2 separate regions of the Mus musculus genome follow, and region 2 is linked to region 1. Evidence: chromatin loops called from intact Hi-C (ENCODE). Cell type or tissue: heart. All regions are shown on one strand. Each heading gives the region's core, and the rest is flanking DNA. Links, peaks and the distances in the headings are about the cores only. Region 1 has its middle 18 kb from the start of A530065N20Rik. Region 2 holds the start of Gas1 (growth arrest specific 1).

The links. Hi-C counts contacts between places; a loop is a spot of excess contacts. Peaks named below come from ENCODE experiments on the same cell type or tissue, not always from the same donor. Only the 100,000 strongest peaks of a DNase experiment are listed, where the experiment ranks them.
Region 2: it touches region 1 in a loop (6-fold over the local background); 4 of 42 quality-filtered maps call a loop at or near these places.

Annotation. Positions count from the first base shown.
Region 1 is chr13:60,005,710-60,017,382 of GRCm38, reverse strand. No RefSeq gene overlaps it. Among named protein-coding and RNA genes, the nearest start is that of A530065N20Rik, 18 kb to the left of the region's middle. In heart, for the core only: no CTCF peak of the experiment used is centred there; a DNase peak (open chromatin) is centred at 4,762.
Region 2 is chr13:60,171,408-60,183,080 of GRCm38, reverse strand. Gas1 (growth arrest specific 1) reads left to right here and starts at 5,546. Exons shown (of 1, transcript NM_008086.2): 1 at 5,546-8,676. The coding sequence starts at 6,140. The coding sequence ends at 7,294. In heart, for the core only: CTCF peaks have their summits at 7,130 and 8,048; DNase peaks (open chromatin) are centred at 6,560, 7,150 and 7,250; H3K4me3 peaks cover 2,500 bases; H3K27ac peaks cover 1,880 bases.

The DNA of each region.
Region 1 (11,673 bases), core at 3,677-6,176:
GTCATGATGTCCATCACAATAAAAAAGCAATACAGTATATGACTTCCAAACTTTGTAAAGGGACAAAAAATTAGGCTCAACATTTATGGTATCTGCCAATATATGGTATCTTGCTCTGTCTCCCCCTCACCGACCCACCTACACACCCACCCACCCACACCCAAACCCATACACAGAGTTGACCCTTGAGGAAGCCACTTGCTGTGCCATAAAGTCAAGGATTTCTTCAGGGTGACAGGCTTATGAGGCAAGGAACAAAGGGCTTCTGTAACAGTTGTGCAGTAGAGCCATCTTGTCAGCAGAATCTCTAGCCCCATTTGTGCCTTCAGGTGCCTCCAGCCCCAACTGAGACCTGCCACCAACTAAGAATCCTGAGCAGAACTACCTACCTAAGTCTCTCCTCAATTCAGAGCCACAAGAACCATGAGGTGAAAGCTATTTGTGGCTTGAATTGTCCACATTCTGGGCTGTTTTGTTATAAAGCAGTAATGGATGCAGACATTTCTCTACTGCTCCACTCAGTCACAAAACCAACTAGGACAAGGAAATGAAAGTTCTGTTCCACTTTCTCAAGACTTGGAGACATAGCAAGCGCTCTGAGACTTTACGTGTAGTCGCTCTGAGCACACAGAATCATAGAGCACTGCACCTGACTACCTAGCAGCTCACCTTGTTTCCTATGTCCTAAACTAAGGCCAAAAGTGCCTGTTGATTCTTAAATCTACACACAACCTTCTGAAGCCTCCACGTAAGGAACTGGGAAGTCTTCCTCCACCTATCCTGTGGCGTCAAAACATAATTTTTACAATGGGTTGACACCTCTTGACCAAGAACACTGCAGACATGTGTCCCGTTAAGCCACTTTTAATTTGTAGAAAATCTTTCCCAGAGAAGTAAATGACTATGGCCCTTGAACGCCCGTGTGACTCTGATGTCACAGGAGATATTTGGACATCTCCACATTCAAGACTGAGTTTCTCAGCATGGCTTTGGCTCCTCTGAGGCTGACCAAACAACCCAAGGACAAAAACACTTCAGTGAACTGTCCACACTGTAACGAAACTTGCTGTCGCTGGCAAAATCCAACACAGTCCAGTTGCTAAGGTCAAGCAGGCTGGAGAAGTTTCCAGACTTAGCAGGATTTCGGAGACACTGAGGTCATGCTTTCTGGTGCTGCTTTCCCAATGTTTAGACGTTCCTGTGCAGAAGATTAAAAGCGTGGAGACTTTGCCTCTTTAGAGAACTGCAAATAAAATATCCCCAAGAGAAGGTCTCCCTGATGAAGAAACACATGCCTTTCATTTGACTGCCTCTGCAAAGTGCTCTTAAAACAATCCAGGAGAACCCTCCATGGGTTACAGCGTGCTGGCTGCCTATGAGGATAACACACACCATGTTTTCCCCCTTCCCCCTTTTAATCAGGAGCATTGGAGCACGAAAGCCAAGGGGGAGGAGTGGATCTCTCCAGATGGTTTTCCAGAACCACTGAGAGCTCCTTTCAGAAGGAAATGGAACAGTATTTCCCAGCGCAGGACCTTACATTGGTTTGTTTTCTCCCAAATCTCTGTGCATGCTGACATCACTTTCTGCTGAACTCCAAGAGACTATGGGTCTGTTTCACACCAGAAAGGAGACTGCACCTGGGATTCTGTGCTCACGCCAAAATAAAAGTCTGCTTTCTCTCCCTGTTATAGGGGTGGGTGTTGAACTACCTAAGACTAGATCACGCAAAAGGTTAATACACATTTATAAAGGACGTTCACAGAAATAGATTTCTCTTGACTCCTGTCCACTTCTTATCTGTCTTCACTTGACTAAAATAAAAGCCAGTCGATTTCCATGTACCTGTCCACATCACCCAAGCAACTTGAGGCTAGGTTCCAATCAAAGTTGTCTTCTCTCCAGGAAAGCCACCAGCCCTGTGGTGAATTGCTCCCTTGAGTATCTGATGCCAACAGCTACACTCCCCCCTCAAAATCTATCCCTTCAAACCCAGAGCATAGAAGCCTTCCCTCTGAAGGTATGTTCGAGAAGACAGTGCCTCTCTGCACCAATGTTATGCTAGTAGATAATAGTATCAGTTTACTGTCTATTGGAGCTGCCACATTCCAGGCAATGTATGCTATGATTCATCATATTTAGCTCTTTGACAGTCTTGTAGCCTCTCTAAATGAACGGAAAACGAAGCTGAAAGGAGTTATGTAACCTGTCCGTCAAGGCTACAGGGACCTAAATCTGAATAAGATGTAGGCAATAACGAAAGGGCAGACACTAAAATCCCGCCACCACGTGCTAAATTCTCAAGCAGTGCCACATGGATGTTGTGGTGTCCAAGACAAGCGTAATAAGTAGCTTGATGGATAAAGGAAGACTGGGAGGCGGGCTTCACAGAGGCTAGGGTATTTGAGCTTGATCAGTTGGTGAGTACATAGCAAGGTTGACAGAGAGAACCTGGAAGAAAATTTGAGGAAATAGTACGTCATGTCACAGAGGCCCAGAGTGTAACAAAGGTCTGAGCCACCATGGTTTTCTGGAACCAGAGCAGAGAACGTCTAAAAGGCAGAAAGAATGGAGGTCTGAGTCTTGTTGCTTGAGGATAGTCATTGTTGCTGTAATGTAGAGACTCCGGGGCTAGCAGGCAAGGGGAACCAGGTGTCTTTATTAAGCAACTGGCAACACAGATTGAAGGGAAACTTGCAAAGTTAATTGAGAAGCTAGACTTAGCAGGGTACGTGAGTATGAAGAGAAAACAAGGATAGGGGCTGGGGTTTCAGGTAGCAATCATATTTTTGAGTGAATCTGTGTCTTAAAGAACACAAGAGCAACTCTTGTCGTATGGGAACGTAGACTTCTCAGCGTATGCTGGTGTGTTTCTGTGATGGTCTGACACTTCCCATCTGGGTCTGCTAGAGGTACCTTGGGAGGGATCTGGGAGGTGCAGGCTGGGTTGGAGCCATCAGTCTGACTCTGAAGCCTTCTAGGGAGAAAGCAGTGTCCAAGTCTCTCGCCCCCTGGAGAGCCTGGGCATGGAGTTTTCGCAAAGCCCACATTATCCTACAGAGGACACAGTGCTTTCAAAACATAAGCATTGTTCATCCAGCTGGCTGTGTTCTCCACACTACAGGCCTGGGTCTCTCGGCCACACCCTGTGCTGAAGAAGAAGTTTCTAGAGTCTGATGAACAATAATGGAGGGGATCACTACCCTACTACCCAGCTGAGCTTGCAATTGGGATCAGAGGCCCAGTGCAAAGATCTTTTATTTAATGAAACCCACCTTCCTGAGAAACCTACTCAACAGTGCTCACTGCAGAAAACATTGGCACTGATCTAAAACTCTGACTCTTGACTTCAAGACATCCATAGTCCATGCAGAGCTATAAAGAAGGACAAGTGGAAACCGCAGACAGTGGAACACAGCTCTGAGCAGCAGCAAGGAAGGGCAGCTACCAATCTTCTCTTAACCTATGCATATCCTGCCCAGTCCAGCTGGACACACTCAGAGAAGCTTCTGGCTTCTTCACGCAACCTATATACATCCTCCACAGACTTGTCATGGTCCCAAGGTTACTTCTAATGCCTAATACCATGCAAAGACTATGTAAGCAGCCACTGCATTGCTCAGTGAATCATCACAAGGGTGTGTGGGTATGCTTGGTACAGACCTGATCTTTTGGAATATTGTCATGCATGCTTGACTGAACCTGAGAACGTGGAACCTATTGATGCAGAGGACCAACTCTGTATTTGCCCCTCCTCCAACAGGTAGGCGCTGAAGTGCAGCCTTCCACGGGTCAGACTTTATCCCACAAACCCTTTCTTCAAGCCTGGAATTACTCACAAGGATTGCCTCTACAAGCAGTGCACACAAAGGAGCCTGCTGTGATATGAGCGACCCTCCATTCATCCTCCTCCTGGATATTCACTCTGGAAACCTTCTAATCTAAGCGCTGCCTACCCATAACAAAGCTGTACCTGTTTCAAAGGCCCCAAGTACCCATAACCTCTTGAGAATGATAGCAAGACCCAGCTTTGGCTCTGGATATCACCTACCTCCCTATGCTGTGACTAATTGAGTCTCAGCATAAAACAGCTAACCAAGGCTCTCTGGATTAGACACAGTCTGTATTGCACAGACTTCGGCTGTGTGGGCAACGCAACATTTAAAAATTTGAAGAATATGATATAAAACACTCCCGTGTTACAAAAGTGAGGGGTAAGTCAACTAGGAGGTTGGATTTGTTGCATGTGTTCTTCTTAGAGATTAGACAGGCCCGTCTTTGAGATAATGGCTCATAGAAGATTCTCAGTAAACATTTGAAGGACTGTGAGAGTGCATGACACTGCTGTAGGTACTAGGGGTGCTTGTCATTGGCTTCTAAACAACTTGTCACTGACCGAGTGAATAGGTAATGAAAGCCAACCTGAATCATGCTCTTCGTTTCCAAGGGTCCTGGGGACCCCATCTTTCGATACCATTCTGGATCAGCTCTCTGGGGGGGTCAGTAATTAGCAAAGTGGAGGAACACAACAGTCTCAGTCACATGCTAGTGGAACAGTGGAGAGTTGGAAAGAGCCAAAGGCACGTTTAGCATGCTCTGAGGAGCATCCTACCCCTGTTTGCATTAGAGCTCACACCCCATGAGTATATTTTGGAGCAGTTGTCCCTGTCAGCTTGGGCCATCTGTTCTTAATATGTCTTTGGCTTTGACCCGCACATTACTAAGCTGGGAAACTGAGCGGCTGGTGACTTCACTGGTGCACGCGAGGGGCCGAGTTGGGAAAGTCGTCATTTGGTAGGGTTGAATATTTCAGCTGTGGCCACAGCTGTTCACAGGGCCCAGGAATGAGACAAGCTTGGTTTGCTCAGTGTGAATACATAATCTCTCCCCCTCTGTTTCTCTCCCTCCCTTCCTCCTTCCCTCCCCGCACCCTTCTCTATTCTCCTCTGTTCCGTGTTTCATGAGGACGGGTGAAGCCTGGTGGGTTAGATCTCTATCCTTTACAGAAGGACACGGTTGGCACGGAATTGGTGCTGACTCGTGGGATAGAAGGGGGATAACAGAAGTTGTTTCTGTCTGTTGCTGCTCCCCCACACTGGACTGAATTACATTGAGAGAAAGATGTGAGCATAACTTCCTGGCTCGGTAAAGGATATCACAGGGTCTGATAGCTGGAGCTTGGAGATCATCGGAACCAATTTTTTTTCAGTCTTAACCACAAAGGGGCAGTTGCTTCTTCAAGGTCACCTGTTTGGAAGGCAGCAGGCCCAGACTCAAATCCAAACTTCTGACTCCTTCAGATCGGGTTTTCATTGCCAAGTAGTCTTAGAATTTAACACTGCTAAGAATCTAGGCCCTGATTTCCCAAGCTATGGCTAGGGAGTATGAACAGTAATGGAAAAAGAGGTCACTCCCTGGAAGATTTGAGCAAATCAGTTAGATTTGGGGAGTCCCTTCCCTTTAAGTGACAGATTAAAAGAAAAAAAAAGTATGATCTTATTTACATGGTGATCTGAAGAAGCTGAATAACACAGTGGCTGTCAGAAGCAGAAGAGGGGTGGGGAAGTGGGTAAGGGGACAGAAAAAGAGTGGTCAGAGAGTACAAAATAAAATGGCAGGCAGATCTTACGAATTTGATTTGTATCGCACAGCAGGGTGACAATGGCTGACAATATTCCATTGACTATTCCTGAGTATCTGGAAAGGCAAATGCTGCAAGCATTCATACCACAAATGAACAACTATGTGAACTGATCCATACACTGGACACCGATCCCTACACAGACCTCCAACACCATACCACGCACCAAAAACACATGCATGTATTATGACATGCACTAACTATAACACAACAAAGAGCTGAGGGTATAGTTCAGTGATAAATATTTGTGTAGCCCTCTCAGGGGCCCTAGGCCAATTCTCAGCTCTTTGAGAAAAAAGTAAATAAAGAAACATTTTAACATTTTACAACTTGTGAATCTGAACCAAGCAAATGTGATGCTGGAGCTGGAGACTCAGCTCAGTGGCTCAGAGCATGTGGTCCTCTCCCAGAGGACCCTCACTCTGTATCTCCAGTTCCAGGAGATCCAATGACCTCTTTTGGCCTCTGCAGACAGCTGCACTCATGTGGATAAACCCACACAGATGCACATGCATACGTAGTTAAAAATAAATCACTTTTTAAAAAATGTGTGATGCTCTTTGTCTTCCGTGTCTCACCATTTCTAAGGAAGATGAAACTCTAGATCACAGAAGTATCTAGCAGGAAATGATCTCTACTTCCAGTCCCATTTTCTTGTTCTTATTTGCAAGATCTTGAAACGGAAATCACCAGCCGTTCAGCCCCTTGCTCTCTTCCCTGTCTGCCTTCCACATAGGTTTTGTTTTGTAGTGCTGGAGATTGAACCCAAGCCTCCTGTGTGCAAGGTGAGTACGCTACCACTGAGCTATACCCCAAGCTGTGTCTTGACCCTCAGCAGTTGTCCGTGGCAGCACAAGGTATTCCTTGAACACTGTTGTTTTAGCTGTAAGCTATCGTCAATAGAGGCAAAGACTTAACTCGTGACCAGCAATGGAAATTTCTCTCTCTGGATAGGTCTTTCCCTAGACGCTGGTCTCTTGCCCTGGGCTCTTGAGGTTATACATAATGTGAAGAACAGAGAGTATGAAGACAAGAGAAGGCACGGCTTGCCCTCAGCCTAACTAGTGTGAGGAGGGGAGGAGAGTTCTCTGCTCCTCCCTTGCAGGAGCAAGGATCACAAGTGGCATTCGGGCTGGGTGCTACTTTGTGTGACCTCCTCTTTGGGGATTTGATACAGAAAATTTAGGTCTCAGGTCCTTGAGTCTAAATCACAAATTCTGGTGCCATTGAGTGCTGTGGCTCATTGAGTAGCTCACATTACACTTTTAGTGAATGCTTTAGAGATATTATTTCACATCATCGGGGAAGTATTCCTTTCCTGCAGACATTGGAAATCAATTCTCAGAAAACCAAGTTGAATGGGAAAGAGAACAGAAGTCCTCCTATTCATCAGCCCAAGAATTAAGCAACCAAACTTCTGAGGTTAACTCCCTCACTAGTCAGTGCCTCACTATGGCACTGCAATGCTCCAGAGCCCTCACTATAGCACTGCACATACTCCAGAGTCCTTGCTATAGCACTGCACATACTCCAGAGTCCTTGCTATAGCACTGCACATACTCCAGAGTCCTTGCTATAGCACTGCACATACTCCAGAGTCCTTACCATGACACTGCAATGCTCCAGAGCTCTCACCATGACACTGCAATGCTCCAGAGCCATCACTATAGCACTGCACATACTCCAGAGTCCTTGCTATGACACTGCAATGCTCCAGAGCCATCACTATAACACTGCAATGCTTCAGAGTCCCAACTATAGCACTGCACATACACCAGAGTCCTCACTATAGCACTGCACATAGTCCAGAGTCCTCACTATGACACTGCAATGCTCCAGAGCCATCACTATAGCACTGCAATGCTCCAGAGCCCTCACTATAGCACTGCACATACTCCATAGTCCTTGCTATAGCACTGCACATACTCCAGAGTCCTCACTATGACACTGCAATACTCCAGAGCCCTCACCATGACACTGCAATACTCCAGAGCCCTCACCAAGGTGACACTACAATACTCCAGAGCTCTCACTATGACACTGCAATGCATCAGAGCCCTCACTATAGCACTGCACACACTCCAGAGTTCTCACCATGACACTGCAATGCTCCAGAGTCCTTACCATGACACTGCAATGCTCCAGAGCCCTCACTATAGCACTGTACATAGTCCAGAGTCCTCACTATGACACTGCAATGCTCCAGAGCCATCACTATAGCACTGCACACACTCCAGAGTTCTCACCATGACACTGCAATGATCCAGAGTCCTTACCATGACACTGCAATGCTCCAGAGCTCTCACTATGACACTGCAATGCTCCAGAGCCCTCACTATAGCATTGCACACACTCCAGAGTTCTCACCATGACACTGCAATGCTCCAGAGTCCTTACCATGACACTGCAATGCTCCAGAGCTCTCACTATAGCACTGCACACACTCCAGAGTTCTCACCATGACACTGCAATGCTCCAGAGCCCTCACTAGGCACTACACAGGACAAGCTGGTGCCTCCAGGTGTTTTCAAATAAATCCAGAAACTCCATTATATTCTCCCCACACACTCACACTCTTGATTTAAGTCTTTATTAGATTCTTCCTCCATAAGATCATTTCCTGTCTCTGGGTACCAATTTCCTGCTCTAGTAAATGAAAATGGTACCAAATTATTTTAAAGATACCATATGCATGCAATACTATGACTATTCTTTCGAACATGTGGCCATTATTTTTAACAACAAATTTTTAACTACACAGGTCGCAAATTACACAAAAATGAAACCATTTTTAATAAAAATAATTCAAAAATCATGTGAGTTAACATACTCATCCTAATCTGAGTGCCCTCCCTCCCACCTCCCCCCACCGTGTGTGTGTGTGTGTGTGTGTGTGTGTGTGTGTGTGTGTGTCTTTTAAGTGACATATTTTGCTCATGGAAAATACTCAGCCCTGCTTTACTAGTCTGTCCATGAGCAGTCTACCATGAAACACACCGTTCTGCAATCCATTGTCTCCATGTCAGTGGACATGAACTCTCCCCAGTCTGCAGTTGGACTCCACCAGGCTTCTAGCCTGGCCTGGCTAAAGCCCACTCCTTTTGCTGAAGTTTCTTGTACTTATTTGTGGCAGTGTGTGCAGGGGTGGTTAGTACAAAATTAACTTCCTATGTCATAAACAGGAATCCTCAGACCTTAATAAATGCCAAACTGTCCTTCCTATTATTATTATCATTATTGTTATTATTATTATTATTGATGCTTATGGGGATCAGGGCTGGTGAGATAGATCGGTGGGTAGGCACGCCATACATGCCTGACAACCTGAGTTCCATCCCTGAACTCACATTAAAATGGATTCACAACAAGAAAGGTATCCTCTGACCAAAAGATGTGTCACATGGCACTCATATCACACACACACCAGCAACAGCAGCAGCAGCCGCAGCCGCCACAGCAGCAGCAACACCAGTGGTAATAGAATGATAGCAAGAATGTTTCAGAAGTATATAGTCAGTGCATACCCAGGTACAAGGCGGCCTCTACTCTTGTCTGTGAGACTTGAGATAAAGTGAAAAGGGTCATCCATTGTCTACACATGTTCAGGTCAAAGGAGAACAAGATCTTATGAGAGAGAGATTGAGGGCACCTGCTGAATAAAACCCAGAGACTGCCATGCTGCTCATTTGGGAAGCAGAAGAAATCTGAACCCAACTTCCTCCTCCATAGAGCCCCGCCGCACTCAAACACAAAAAGAAGTGGCTTCCCACACCCTCCCACCACCATGGGACGTGCATTTGTCTCTGGGAACAGGCTCATTCCACGGGAGAACAAAAAGTAAGGGCCATATTAGGAGTGCACTAATTATGGCCTGGAATGTGTCAGCCAGGAATGAGTTATGAGCTGGCCAGGGCCTGCCAACTGCAGTTAGATATTTAATAAAGTTCAGGCATGCAGCTGTGAACACTCCTGGACGGTTGCCACCTTTTATTATGGCAGCACCTGGCCACATGCTGCAGTTAGGGACTGTCAGCCTCACCTCGAGAACGTCATCTGTGCAAGACTCTGGCTCTCCCCTAGAGTTTCACGCCATAGCTGGCCCCTGACGGAGGAGACCTTGTGCTGGTTATAAGTGTTGTTTGCTTTGCAGATTTGAAGAAATTAATCTTGTTCTGCCATTTACTGTACAAGAGTAGACATGACAACAGCAGCAGAATAATCATTAATAGGTCATCAGTCTAGTCCTAATTTTTCTACAAGTGTGAACTTTCCTTTTCCAAATTATTCTAAAAGGGGAAAATACAATCGTTGTCAGTAAAGAATTTGCCAGAAAGATGAAATTCACGTTGAGAGAGGTCCAAGGAGCACCATGGAGTGAGCACAGGGATTTTCCCGGTGGGGTCAGGAGCACCATGGAGTGAGCACCGGGATCTCCCTGATGAGGTCTCCATTGGCCAGAGTGCTGCCACAACCTGCCACAGACCCAACCACAGCCTTCAGCAGGGACAAAGCCACCAGCCTACCCTTTGGGAGGATCAGTGGGAAGCTGAGAGTGGCTGGTTTGTGAGTGAATCATGTGGAAGTGAGCCGAGGACTCACACAGTACAGACAGGAGTTTGGAAGCTTTTGCTGTGAAGGTCTGAGTTGTGTGGCTTAAATCAACAGTGAGTTAGTTTACTCTCTGATCAGTAAATAATGGTAGATAAAGAGACAAATTCCCTCCAATGGAGAAAGTAGTTATAGAGACGGGAAAGGAGAAGCTGAGATAGTCCTGCATGTCAGACTAGGATTACTGTGAAATCATATTCATCCAGGTAGGTGACAGGTGATAGGTGTATGATAGATAGAGAGATAGAGAGATAGAGAGATAGAGAATGGATGGATAGAAAGATAAATAATAGATTGATAATAGGTAGATGATAGATAATAGATGATATAGAGATGATACATAGATAGATACATAGATAATAGTTGCATAGATGATAGATACATAGAAAGATGATAGGTACATACATTGATACATACATACATATGTAGATACATAGGTGATAGATAGATGATACATAAATGATAGATACATAGATACATAGGTAGATGATAAATACATTGAAAAATAGATGATAGAGCAGGACAGTGATGGCACATGCCTTTAATCCCAGCACTTGGGAGGCAGAGGCAGGTGGATTTCTGAGTTCAAGGCCATCCTGGTCTACAGAGTGAGTTCCAGGATGGCCAGGGCTACACAGAGAAACCCTGTCTCGAAAGAAAGAAAAAAAAAGAAAAGAAAAAAAGAGAGAAAGAAAAAGAAAAGAAAAGAAAAGAAAAGAAAGAAAAAAGAGAGAAAAAGAAAAATAGATGATAGAAACATTAACAGATAGATGATAGATAATAGAGATAAATAGATGATAGATACATAGATAAATAGTAGATAACATAGATGATAGAGAGATACATAGATGATAGATCTATAGATAGATAGATAGATAGATAGATAATAGCTCACTAGATGCATAGTTGAAAATAGATTGGTAGATGAAGGTAGATAGTTGGATAGAAGGATCGATAGACGACAGATAGGTGATAGCTAGCTGGCTATATAAAGAGAGAGATTAAAATACACTGATAGATAAATGATTTGTAGGTAAACAGACACACGACCAACAGACAGATGATGAACATCTATCTGTACATATGCAAGTTTCCTAACTCTGACCCAGCTCAGGAGGCTACCAGAGGTGGGCCATGAGAATCTGATAAAGAATTGAATAATGATGGTGTCAGATCATGATCCACAGAGTAAAATAATTATCTAAGAGTGTGTATAGATATGTAAACAACCAAGTCACTCAATCGACCAGAAACTAGGACTCTCCTCTGCAATTCCCCTCTAAATGGTTATGAAAATATATAAAAGAAAACGAAGAGAGTCACCATAAACACCACAGTAGTAGCTGCTACAGCGAGATGCTGTTGACAGATGCTGAAATCATTCAGGAAAGGAAGGCAAAGCTAGGAAAGGTATAATATGAACA
Region 2 (11,673 bases), core at 6,171-8,670, 160 kb before region 1:
ACAATACAAAGAAAGAGCAACTTGATACTTACAAGCTGAAGAGTGAAGAGATTATTGTCTATTTTCCGGCTGGAGAGATTGTGCACTTAGTAAAATACTCGATCTGTAAGTTCAAGAAGCTGTCTGGGTTGCCTTTCACTACATAAAACGCTGAGTGTGGCAGTGCCCACTCTGCAGTGCGGACACTGAGCCAAATGGACTTCAGGTGTTGTTGGCCAGCCAGTCCAGCCACTGGTGAGCTGTGGGTTCAGTGGGAGACACTTTTCAGGCCTTTTCAGTGACTGGAAACACAATAGCAATAGCAGCAAGAACACAGGGCAACACATCCATCACAAAGATGGAGAAGGATCAAGGAAGACTCTGCTATAAACCTCTGGCCTCTACTTATGGGCACACACACACACCCAAAATCGAATTCCAACAGTAAATGTGTTTGCTTTCCACAAATAAGCCATGTAAGAACAGAAAATGTTGTGTGTGTAGTGTAAACACTGCAGTTCACAATCTGCCGTGGCCTCTGACCTGAGCTGAGGTGAGCTAGGCAGCTCTTGCTGACTCTCCGTGGCGTTCTGGCACACACAGTGCAAAGGCTACAGGGAAGCCCTGTACTGCCTGAATCTCCTCTGCCTTTCAGGTGTTTGGATTTTAATGAAGTTGGGGTTGCAGTATACCCAGAAACCTTTTCCTGTTGTCAAGTTCTTTTTTTCAAGCTCCATATTCAGTACTGTGACCCACTAGTTGAAAAAATTTAATGTTTTAGAGTTAATTCCAAACTCCTGACTGAAGATCAACAGGCATTCCTTCTGTGGTCTGTCTGCATTGACCATTCCATTCATATTGAAATTGGAAAAGAAAAGCTTCAAATTTATCAATGGGGAGGCCTTTATTCTTTGGCTCTTCCTTTCCTGTCCACAGGCTTCTCATCTTAATTTAACAGAACATTGGGGTCGGTAGAGAGCAAGAAGAGGCTTGCTTAATCTTTATTTATTTTTGTTTACTTGCTTGTCAATACTTAAAAAAACAAAAGTTATCATTTCCCCCCAGAGATAATTCTATAATTCCATCTATGAAGTTTGAAAGTTTACTAATCACAAAAGTGATTAGTTAAGCAGAGATATGCTTAAGAAATATACACCAGCCCACCCACCTCCACATCCCATGGTCCCCGGAGAGAAACTGAAGTGCAGTGGCGTTAGTCTCAGACATATGTGCTTTGAAAAAGCAAGCGTGTGCCTCTCAGATGCTTCCCTGCTTGAGAACTTGTGGCCTGCAGGATGACTTGAAAGACACACACTGCTGTTCAGCAAGGACGAAAGCATCCACGGAACCGGAAGCAGTGAAGAGCGAGGAAGTGTGGACTGGAGCAAACTTTCCTTAGAATTACCAGACCTCCAGCGCACATGGAGATAGCCTTTGAAAGAGACAAGACTAATGACTGGAGTTGTTTTGTCTCTGACATGACTTTGACCTGGCTTGTTGGTCATGAGCCCATGACTTGACCTGGTTGATCAAGTCGAGGGTTCATTTCCTGTTGGAATATCTGTTCTTCCCGTTTTTCCAACAAGTTACTTCCTTTCTAGGAAGCAGCAGAGAAGTGATAACAATGGCCTTGGGGATGAATGAGCTAGGCATCCAACGTGTGAAATGTAGAGTTCAACAGTCAATGATTTTCAGACCTACTGAGTGTTTGCCTCACACAAAAGCCTTCGTATTTTTTGGTCATCAAAAGCAACAATAAACAAAGCAAGTTATTGTGGATCTACCACTTAAGATGCCTGTGTTTTAATGACTCTTGACAATTCAGCCAGCCAGCTAGAGCACTACTAAATTCCTAGTTCACTTTCCTCTAACTTCAAGAGGGGGGACCCATGTTCACCAATGTAAGTCTCATTTCACGCATGAGGATTTCAGAACTCTCTTTTTCTTTAAGGACATGGGTCTCTGTTGGTTTTTCTATAGAACAAATGATGTGTGCCAGTTCTGAGTTTACAAGCTGGCTTAAGAAGTCAAGAAGTTGTCATGCTCCATCTAAACCACTCCATTAGGGGTGTGTGTGTGTGTGTGTGTGAGAGAGAGAGAGAGAGAGAGAGAGAGAGAGAGAGAGACAGAGACAGAGAGACAGAGAGAGAGAGAGAGAGAGAGAGAGAGAGAGAGAGAGAGGAATCCCCCTAGATACCAGCAATTTCCATCTTTTGGTTATGATGGGAAGCATTTTGTCATCTCCCACCACATACAGAACCATATTAAATGTGGTCTTAAGCCCACATCCTGTGTTATTCTTAATGGTACTTTGGGTTGACTGGGCTAAGATTTATTGTTCTTCTTGGGACAATACCAGAGCTCAGAAAATATTAGTAATGTGTCTACTGTTTAGCTTTTTAAAAAGAAGGACCTTGGCTCCTAATAGCACTGTGGTTGTTTGAATGAAAATGACCCAAAGACTCATAGGGAGTGGCACTGTTAGGAGGCATGGCTTTGTTGGAGTAGATGTGGCCTTGTTGAAGGAAGTGTGTCACTGGGCGGGGGGGGGGGGGGGGCAGATTTTGAGGTTTCAGATACTTAAGCTAGGCCCAGTGTCTCTTTCTGATGCCTTTGGAATTCTCAGATCCTTCTCCATCACCATGCCTGCCTGCATGCTGCCATGCCTCTATGACAATAATGGACCAAACCTCTAAACTGTAAGCCAGCCCCAATTAAATGCATTCCTTTATAAGAGTTGCCATGGTCATGGTATCTATGCATGGCTACAGAAACTCTAAGGTAGACACCATCATGAGAGCAAGTGTCCCTTTCAGTTCTATTCCTCACCCAGTTCCGATTCCTCCTTGTAATTCCTCTAGCCTGTGTCTACAACTGAGGATCATATGTGAGCTCTCAGCCACCACTCCAGCACCATGCCTGCCTGCTACCACTCTTCCCCACCATGCTAATCATGGACTGATACTCTGAAACTACTGGGGAGTAAAATGCCAGGTGGGACTTCAGGAGTGAGAAGTCAATAAGAGGAGAGGTGGGGGGGGGGAAGGATGGAAAGAGGGAGGGAGGGGAGGAGGGAGGGAGGAAGGGAGGGGGAAGAAGGAGGAAGGGAAGGAGGGAGGGAGAAACGGGAGAGGGGAGGAGGGAGAGAAGGGACAGGGAAGGAAGGAGGGAACGGAGAATCCATAGACATGGTGTCCTTAAAGAGTGAAAGCCCAGGACCCAGGAAAGCCTATATTTGAAAGAGGGGAATGCACACAGCCTGCTGTGGCTGCCTGTTCCTCTGGCCTTCCACGTCAAGGCCATGAGTCTGTAAAGATGTCTTCAGGATGAGCACTCGTGACCTCCCTTAGCTCCCACTGAGACCTGAATCAAGGCTAAGATGGATTCATGTGACCAGCAAAGGTGAACTATTTGTAACCTTTAGAACAAACACAGTCAGAACATTCCCCCAGTAAGCAGCTCTGAAGCATCAGTAACACTGCACGCACGCGCGCATACACACACACACACACACACACACACACACACACACACACACACACGCACGCACGCACACACGCACGCGCGCACACGCACACGCGCACGCACGCACATGCACACACACGCACACGCACACACACACACGCGCGCGCGCGCACACACACACACGCACACACACGCACGCACACACACACACACACACACACACACACACACCGCCTTAAATCTTGTTGGAAATGCAGACTTTCAGGCCCTCCAGGGTTTTAGCTGTCAGAGATTCAAAGAGTTAGGAATCCAGATATGAACACAAGGTCTCCAGATGATTCTCCTGCAGGGTGTCTTGAGAGCTCTCTAAAGAAGCCAGAAGATGCATCCCAGGGCTGGCTTTCTTCTTAGGAGCTCAGGATCACAGATTGTTAAGGATAAAAAAGGACCTTAGCAAGTGAGCAATCTGACCTCAAAGCAAGTGGCCTGGAGCTCTCAGGATCTAACTAGCTGTCCTTAAACTTGCAGCGATCCTCCCGCTTCTGCCTGGGATAAACAGGCTTGCTGTACCACATCTGGCTAGTTTTTAAGGATAGATTTGCGTTTGTTTTCTATTACTAAATTCATGGTCCTAACCATGAATTAGGGTTAGGGTAGGAGCACGGTGGCTTCACACAGCTCAGTCTGCCTCTCTCATCCTGTGAGGTTTCAGAGACAGCTTCCTCAGCCTAGGCAGCCAGCTTTTCCCAAAAGCCAGGTTAATCCGTCAGGCCCTCACTCTCGCCCTTTCAAACTCTTTAACTCTTTGGAGAGGTGGACAGTCCACTTTCTGAACGCACTGCAGCTGGGGCTTCCTTTGCTTCAGCAGCGATTTAGCCTTAAATTTTGTGACAGACTGAGTTGATAGTCTCACCATGGAAAGGGGAGAGGAAGGAGCCAGTTTTTGACAGGCCACAGACTCGCGGTGCCTCTAGTGGCCAAAAGCTGCATTGCGCCACAGTTAAGGTCGCTTGAGAGAGTCCTGCTCTGACTGCAAAGCCCGCTCTGCTGGTGGCTTTTGCTTTAAACACAGCGAGGAACTGAAACGTGCAGTTTAAAGCACGTAGCGGGTCAATTTACCCTCGTCCTCTGTGCTGTAACTGCAGCCAGGTGGTAGCGCTCAGCATTCCCAGGGTTTTTAATGCTAAGATTTGTCATTGCCGTTCGTATTTAAAAAAAAAAATCGTGAGTAAAGAAATAGTTTCAGTTCTTTGGATTTCTTAGTTTGAAAACGATGTCCAGTGCGAGGGCCTTACCTGCCGGAAAGGGGGACTGAAAGCTGGTGGAAAGTGTCCTTCTTGTGGTGGTGGTAGAGGTCGTGGTTGTGATGGTGGCTCGGTGTGTGTGTGTGTGTGTGAGAGAGAGAGAGAGAGAGAGAGAGAGAGAGAGAGAGAGAGAGAGAGAGAGAGAGAGACAGAGAGAGAGACAGACAGAGAGAGACAGAGAGAGAGACAGACAGAGAGAGAGACAGAGAGAGACAGACAGAGACAGAGACAGAGAGAGAGAGAGAGAACCCGTGTGTGCCCGCGCGCGCAATCTGTGTCTAAGTTTTTAAAGTCTTACAATGAATTCTCAAAACTCCCTGCCTTCGCTATACCCCCCGAGGTGATCAGAACTCAGAGATGAGGAGCCTGAAAATTAAAGTGACTTTCGAACTTTCTCGGATGCAAAGATGGGGGATCAGTAAGAATTAATAAAAGTGTCCCCCCACCCAAACAAAAAGGGGGCGGAGGAAGGGAACAAAAAGGCCGGTGGCTGAGCCGGATGCAGGCAGCTGGCCCTAAGCCCTGCCCGCTGGCTCTGTGCGCGAGCTGGGGTTCGGTATCCCAGCCTCCTGAAGAGTGGGAGGAGCTGGGCCTGTGTCAGGCTCCCTAAGCCGTTCCTTTCAAGCCCTGAATGCCTGAATGTGAGCTGCCCACCGCCCTCCCCCACTCTGCAGCCCCACTCCAGCGGCTCGGAAAAAAAAAAAAAAGTTTCAACAACAACAGGCTGGACCAATAGCAGCTCGCAAAGCCGGGGAAGGGGGCCGAGCAAAGGGCGCCGGAGAGTGGAGAAAGGAGAAAGCGGGCAAGCCTGGAGCGCGCGGGGCCAGGGCTCGGCGAGCCGGAGGAGCGTTGCTAATGTTTTTGTTTGTTTGCTTTTCTATGCATGCATAATGAGGGGGCGCCGCGGCACCACACGGGGGCTCCCGGCCCACTTTTGTATTTAAAGCCTCGCGGCGAGCTAGTCCGCAGCCGGGCTCCGCGGATCCGCTCCCCAAGCTCCGGGTCTCGGAGCAGAGAAACGCTCCGAGTTTCGGGGTCCTCCCTGCGCCTGGCGCCCAGAACTTCCCGGAGCGCGGCCCAGACCGGGGTAGAGGGGGAGGGGACCAAGCGTCCTGGCCGCGGGAAGGCGGGATGCCAGAGCTGCGAAGTGCTACGCGCCGCTGAGCCGGGAACCGAGGAGCCGCCGGCCGCACGACTGTCTGCAGGCGCCTAGCACCATGCACCCCCGGCGCCGCGCGCTCCTGCAGCTTCGCCGCGTCCCCCCGGAACGGCACTGAGCGCCTCCAACCGTCTACCGGACCCGGACCTGCGTCGCCGCGCTTCTCAGGGAGCCCCGGCCGCGGTGCCGGAGCGAACACCCGCCTTTACCAGCCGCGGGGCCGCCGGCATGGATGGATGAGGACGCCCATGCCAGAAGTGCGCGGAACTCGGACAAACTTTTCCAGCGGCCCCGCGGCCGCCACCCGAGCCTCGTCTCCGCTCCGCACCGCGTCCGGCGGCCGCTGCTGCCCGCGATGCTAGCCGCGCTGCTGGGCGGCGCCGGGGCCCGCACGGGGACCTTGCCGGGCGCCTTGCTGTGCCTGATGGCGCTGCTGCAGCTGCTGTGCTCGGCACCGCGGGGCTCGGGGCTAGCGCACGGCCGCCGCCTCATCTGCTGGCAGGCGCTGCTGCAGTGTCAGGGCGAGCCCGACTGCAGCTACGCCTACAGCCAGTACGCCGAGGCTTGTGCGCCGGTGCTAGCGCAGCGCGGCGGGGCTGATGCTCCGGGGCCCGCCGGCGCCTTCCCCGCCTCGGCCGCGTCCTCGCCGCGCTGGCGCTGCCCGAGCCACTGCATCTCGGCGCTTATCCAGCTCAACCACACGCGCCGCGGGCCCGCGCTGGAGGACTGCGACTGCGCGCAGGACGAACACTGCAGGTCCACCAAGCGCGCCATCGAGCCCTGTCTGCCGCGCACCAGCAGCGTGGGCCCGGGCGCGGGAGCGGGCTCGGTCATGGGCTGCACTGAGGCCCGGCGGCGCTGCGACCGGGACAGCCGCTGCAACCTGGCGCTCAGCCGCTACCTGGCCTACTGCGGCAAGCTTTTCAACGGGCTGCGCTGCACAGACGAGTGCCGCGCGGTCATCGAGGACATGCTGGCCGTGCCCAAGGCGGCGCTGCTCAACGACTGCGTGTGCGATGGGCTGGAGCGGCCCATCTGCGAATCGGTCAAAGAGAACATGGCCCGCCTGTGCTTCGGCCCAGATGCGAGCAACGGTCCGGGCAGCAGCGGCTCGGACGGGGGCCTGGACGACTACTACGACGAAGAATATGACGACGAGCAGCGCGCTGGGGCCGCGGGCGGCGAGCAACCCCTGGACGACGACGACGGCCTTGCGCGCCCGGGCGGCGGCGCTGCTGCGGCGGGCGGCCGCGGAGACTTGCCCCACGGTCCCGGGCGCAGGAGCAGCAGCAGCGGCAGTGGAGGCCACTGGGCGAATCGAAGCGCCTGGACCCCGTTTGCCTGTTTGCTGCTGCTGTTGCTCCTGCTGCTCGGGTCACACTTGTAGCTCCTGCGCCCCTGCTGCAGGCTGCTCCAGGCCGGTATGCACGACCCAGCTGGTTCCCGAGCAGGGCACCTGTGGCTCGGAGACCGGAGATGGTCGGGAACACTGACCCACACTCTTCCTGGGTGGACAGGGCCCAGCTCGTACCGCAGCCAACATGTTCGGCCCTCTTCTGTGCGGTTTTCCAGGCTGCAGAGATAACCGGCTGATCTATACTGCCAGCTCTAATCTGCAGAATTCGGGACACCCTGCAAAAGCAAAGGAGGCCTAGACTCAGAGTGCTGAACGGTGGGGGTCTTTCAAGTTCCAATGGACTTGGAGAAGGGATGTTGAGGGAATTAGGTTTGCAAAGGGGCCGGGTTTTTATTTGTCTGTTTGTTTTGTTTTTAAACTGTTTTCCGGTGAGGGAACACATAGTACTGGTAACGACTTAAATTGCTTGTGACCACTGAGAAACACAGCAATCGTAAGTAAATAGAAAAGTTCCCCTTACCGATTCATTCCTGTGCTCTTGGTGTATCTATCCATCGGTAATGCTCAGTGTGGAGCTGGCGATTGCCTTTGGGGGGGGGAGGGGCTTCCCCGAAATTACAACTGCATTATATTCCTAACCCTTCACCTTTAATTTTCCTGCCACCATTCTGATCCCTCTGCACCACGTGTCTTAGAATTAAGGATCCAAAAGAAGAAAAAAAGTTACCATGGTGTTGAACAATGCATGTTTTTTATCCTAAAGCTCGGTACTGCCATCTAGGAAAACCTCTATGATGTTTGTTCTGTTGTCCTTTTTTTTTTTTCCCTCCACCAAGAAATTCTAAATTTGAATATGCAGAGATTGAATATTACCTCTGCCCCTATCAGGGTCTTCCACCCTGGTACGTCGTATATAAACTGTATTAAAACTGGGGTTTCTTACCAGTTGCTGTACTTTGTATATAGAATTTTTTATAAATTGTATGCTTCAGAAAATAATTTATTTTTAAAAAAAGAAATTAAAAGTTTTAAATCTGCATCATTGTTGTATCTCCCCTATCCAAGAAATGTATAGAATACATTGGTCATGAGGAATCCACTCCTGCAGCCCATCCAAGAAATGTATAGAATACATTGCTCACCAGGAACCCGCTCCCGCAGCCCATTTTGAAATGTGCCCTGTGTAGAAGAATGTACAGTGTATTTTACAGATTTGAAGTAACGTTCTTATTTTCAAGAGAATTTATGGACATTGTAGAAATGTATAAATGCATTTCCAAACTGCCTTAAACATTGTATTTTTATAGACATCATTTTTTTAAATCCCGTGTTTAAAAAAAAAAAACTATGACTTTGTGTATTTTTGGTTGTTTTATTAAAAATGCACACACCAGTAAAGAGTTTAAACAGTGTCTATGGTGCAGTTGCTTTCGACAGTTACACTGCATTTAACCCAGTGATGAGGTGGGAGGGCTGTGGAGGGAGGGGGCACTGGAAGTCCATCCAGCTTCAAGTGAGATTAAAACGCAGCACAAGGCAGAGTGTGAGCTAATGCTGCCTTTAATTTAATGAACAATTAGACGTCCGTAAATGGGGCAGCTAAAAAGAATTTGTAACTGGCCTCTGCTGCTGTTGTCATTTGTGAAGAAAATTCACAAAATACTCTGTCTCTTGTGTGAGGATAGCCTCCCCCTCCCTGGGAGACCCACCCTGTGCACCCCCCTCCCCTTTTCTCCTGACCCCCAGGAGTGTCCTCTCTGCCTTCTCATTCAATCAAACATGCCAATAACATCTGTTCCCAATAGGTCTAGGAAGCCTCTGAGACTCAATACTTCAAAGCCATTTTCACACTTTTGGTGAAAAAAAAAATACAAAATTTTGTTACAAAACATTGAGGCGTGCAAAAGTAAACACGGCGTGGAGGGGAGTAATCACCAGGACTGGTAATATTGTCCTGAGGAGCTGTTGAACAGTGGATTGAAGGCTGGGCTTCCGCCAAGCTCCTGATACACACACACTCAAACGCCCTTACATAAATAATTACACTCTTAAGCTGTGTCGAGTGCTGATACACTTGACCTTGTAAATAGAAATGTTTGCAGTAGGAATAAACTCCAGCATTGGAAAATCTTTTAAACATTAACACAAAAGAGAGCACTCTGTCCTCTGGGGATTTGAGCCTGAACCTCGGCAGGCTAGGCACTTGCAAGGGGGAAAAAAAGTTTATTTATCTTCTATTCCTGGTGTTTATTTAAAGCTTTTCATTTTAAACTCGGTGATTGGAAGGCAAGTCGGGAGTTTAAAAAGTCACCACAAATAAACTTTGTCTGAGGGGGTCGACAGATTAGCAAGATCTGGTGTCTCTTTATTTGATATTAGCATGGGCTGAGAAAACAACTAGATTTCTCTGCTGCCTGAGGTAATTAACCAAATTGTGCCCTTTCCCACCTGCTCCCACCCCTACTTCTGAGGCTTTTTTTTTCAAGCCTCTCTCTTTTCCCAGCTATTAGGGAGGGAGTCCAAACCCCTCTTCAGGTCCCCAAAACCAAGATCCACCCCCACCCTGTAGCTGTCATCAGCATGGAGCCCAGGAAAGTGACTGATAGTTCAGTAAAGATAATACTAAGACAAAGCCTAGAACAGTTTTTTGTTTGTTTGTTTGTTTGTTTGTTTGTTTGGTTGGTTGGTTGTTTGGTTGGTTGGTTGGTTGGTTGGTTTTAGAACAGAACAAAGAATATTCTAGAGGCTTGTAAGGGAAATCAACTGCTTTTAAAAAAAATGAAGAGACTACAGGTTAGTAGTGCTCCTGCTCTTTTGCTTAAATGTGTTTAAATCTCCACCGCTGCTATTTTAACACATTCCCCACTAAAAGTTAAGTCTTTGTCACAGTAAAAGGTCCAGCTTCCCCCAGTAATAAGTCAAAGGCAGCACCAGGAAAGGCCCGACAACTAACTGTTAACAATAAACTCACAACTTGATTTTTACAGAGCCCTGTCAGAAGCATCTGCCTAGAATAAATCGTCTCAGCTCACCCTCGGCCAGAGGGGACTTTATGCCTTCTCCCTTAAAAAAAGCAAAGGCTGCAGCCCCGTGTGCCCAGCCTCTGGAAAGACCTGGTGGATGTCAGAGCAGACTGCAAAGATCCTGCCAGGGCAGTGGGCTTCAAGAGTGTGGCATCTTTATACCACCCATCAGCCATCTGCTTCTAGACAGAAAAGATTTTTGCAGATGTTGACATCTGCAATATCTCGGTGTCTCCAGGGAGGCCTTTGGAATTCTGGACATTTGGCAGGCTCCAATGTCTCCTGGAGATGCCTGGAAGTGCCATTAATGAGAGAAAAAGGTAGTTTGGGGCTTTGCTGGAGAATTTCCAAGAAGTTCCCCCAGCCCCCACGCCATGAGAGACAGGGTTTGGATTTCAGGTCTAATCTGTCCTCCAGGCTGTTCCTGTCTCCCCAGTTAGTAGGTTGTGATTCTCTGTGACGGTTCATTTGTCTTTGGAGGCACTTCAGTGACAAATGTTTAAGGGAGTGTGGGACAATGGTCAAGAACAAGGGGGGCAGTTCATTGAACTGAAGTGACCATACAGTAAATAGAAAGAGGTTCAGCTTCACTGCTCGCCCGAGCACACAGCAAGGCTTTTGTATATGATCACAATGGATATAGCATAAGGTCCCTGTTGATTTCTAACAATATATAGCAATGTACACACGCAAGCCCCGTATGTAAAGTGGGAAAATGGCCCTAGGGAAGTGAACTTGTCTACTCAGAGGACACCCCTACACCCGAGTAGAACTCCTACAGTCGCCCATAAGGATGGAAGCAGCTCCTGGCCCCTAAGTGCCACAGAGCGAATGGCCCATTGAGATCTAACATGTCTTGAGGGGATCACGGGTGCCCAGTGGAGTCCACATGAAGACAGCAACGTTCCTCCCTACCCTAGAGAATGAAGGGTGGTAGAAAGCAAGAGAAACCACCACGTGACCTAGAGTGGGGAGGGTTTGTCCCTTCCTTACCTCAAGCTCATGCCTCTACCTCATTCCAGCAACATTACACAGGATCCAAAATCAGGAGACCTTAGAGGGTCCTGAGAACTTCTAGAAACATCTAACAAATCCTCGGCTTTCCAACCTGGGCTTCGCTGTATAAGCATTGAGACTGCGCTGTGAACGCTCCCAAAATATATGGTCCGTGTCTCCTTTTCCTAGGCACAAAAGGGAAGAACGTGCGCACCGCCATTGTTCTTTGACCCCACGCACCAAGAAACATGGGAAATGTTGTCAGTTGACCTGGCTCTCTCCCAGCTACTCCAAGGAGAATGGTGGGAGAGCGTCAGGTTACACAAGCAGTGTGGCCTGGGTTGAGTTTCCAGTGGGGCTCAGTGCGTGCCGGTTAAGTTGGACATCAGT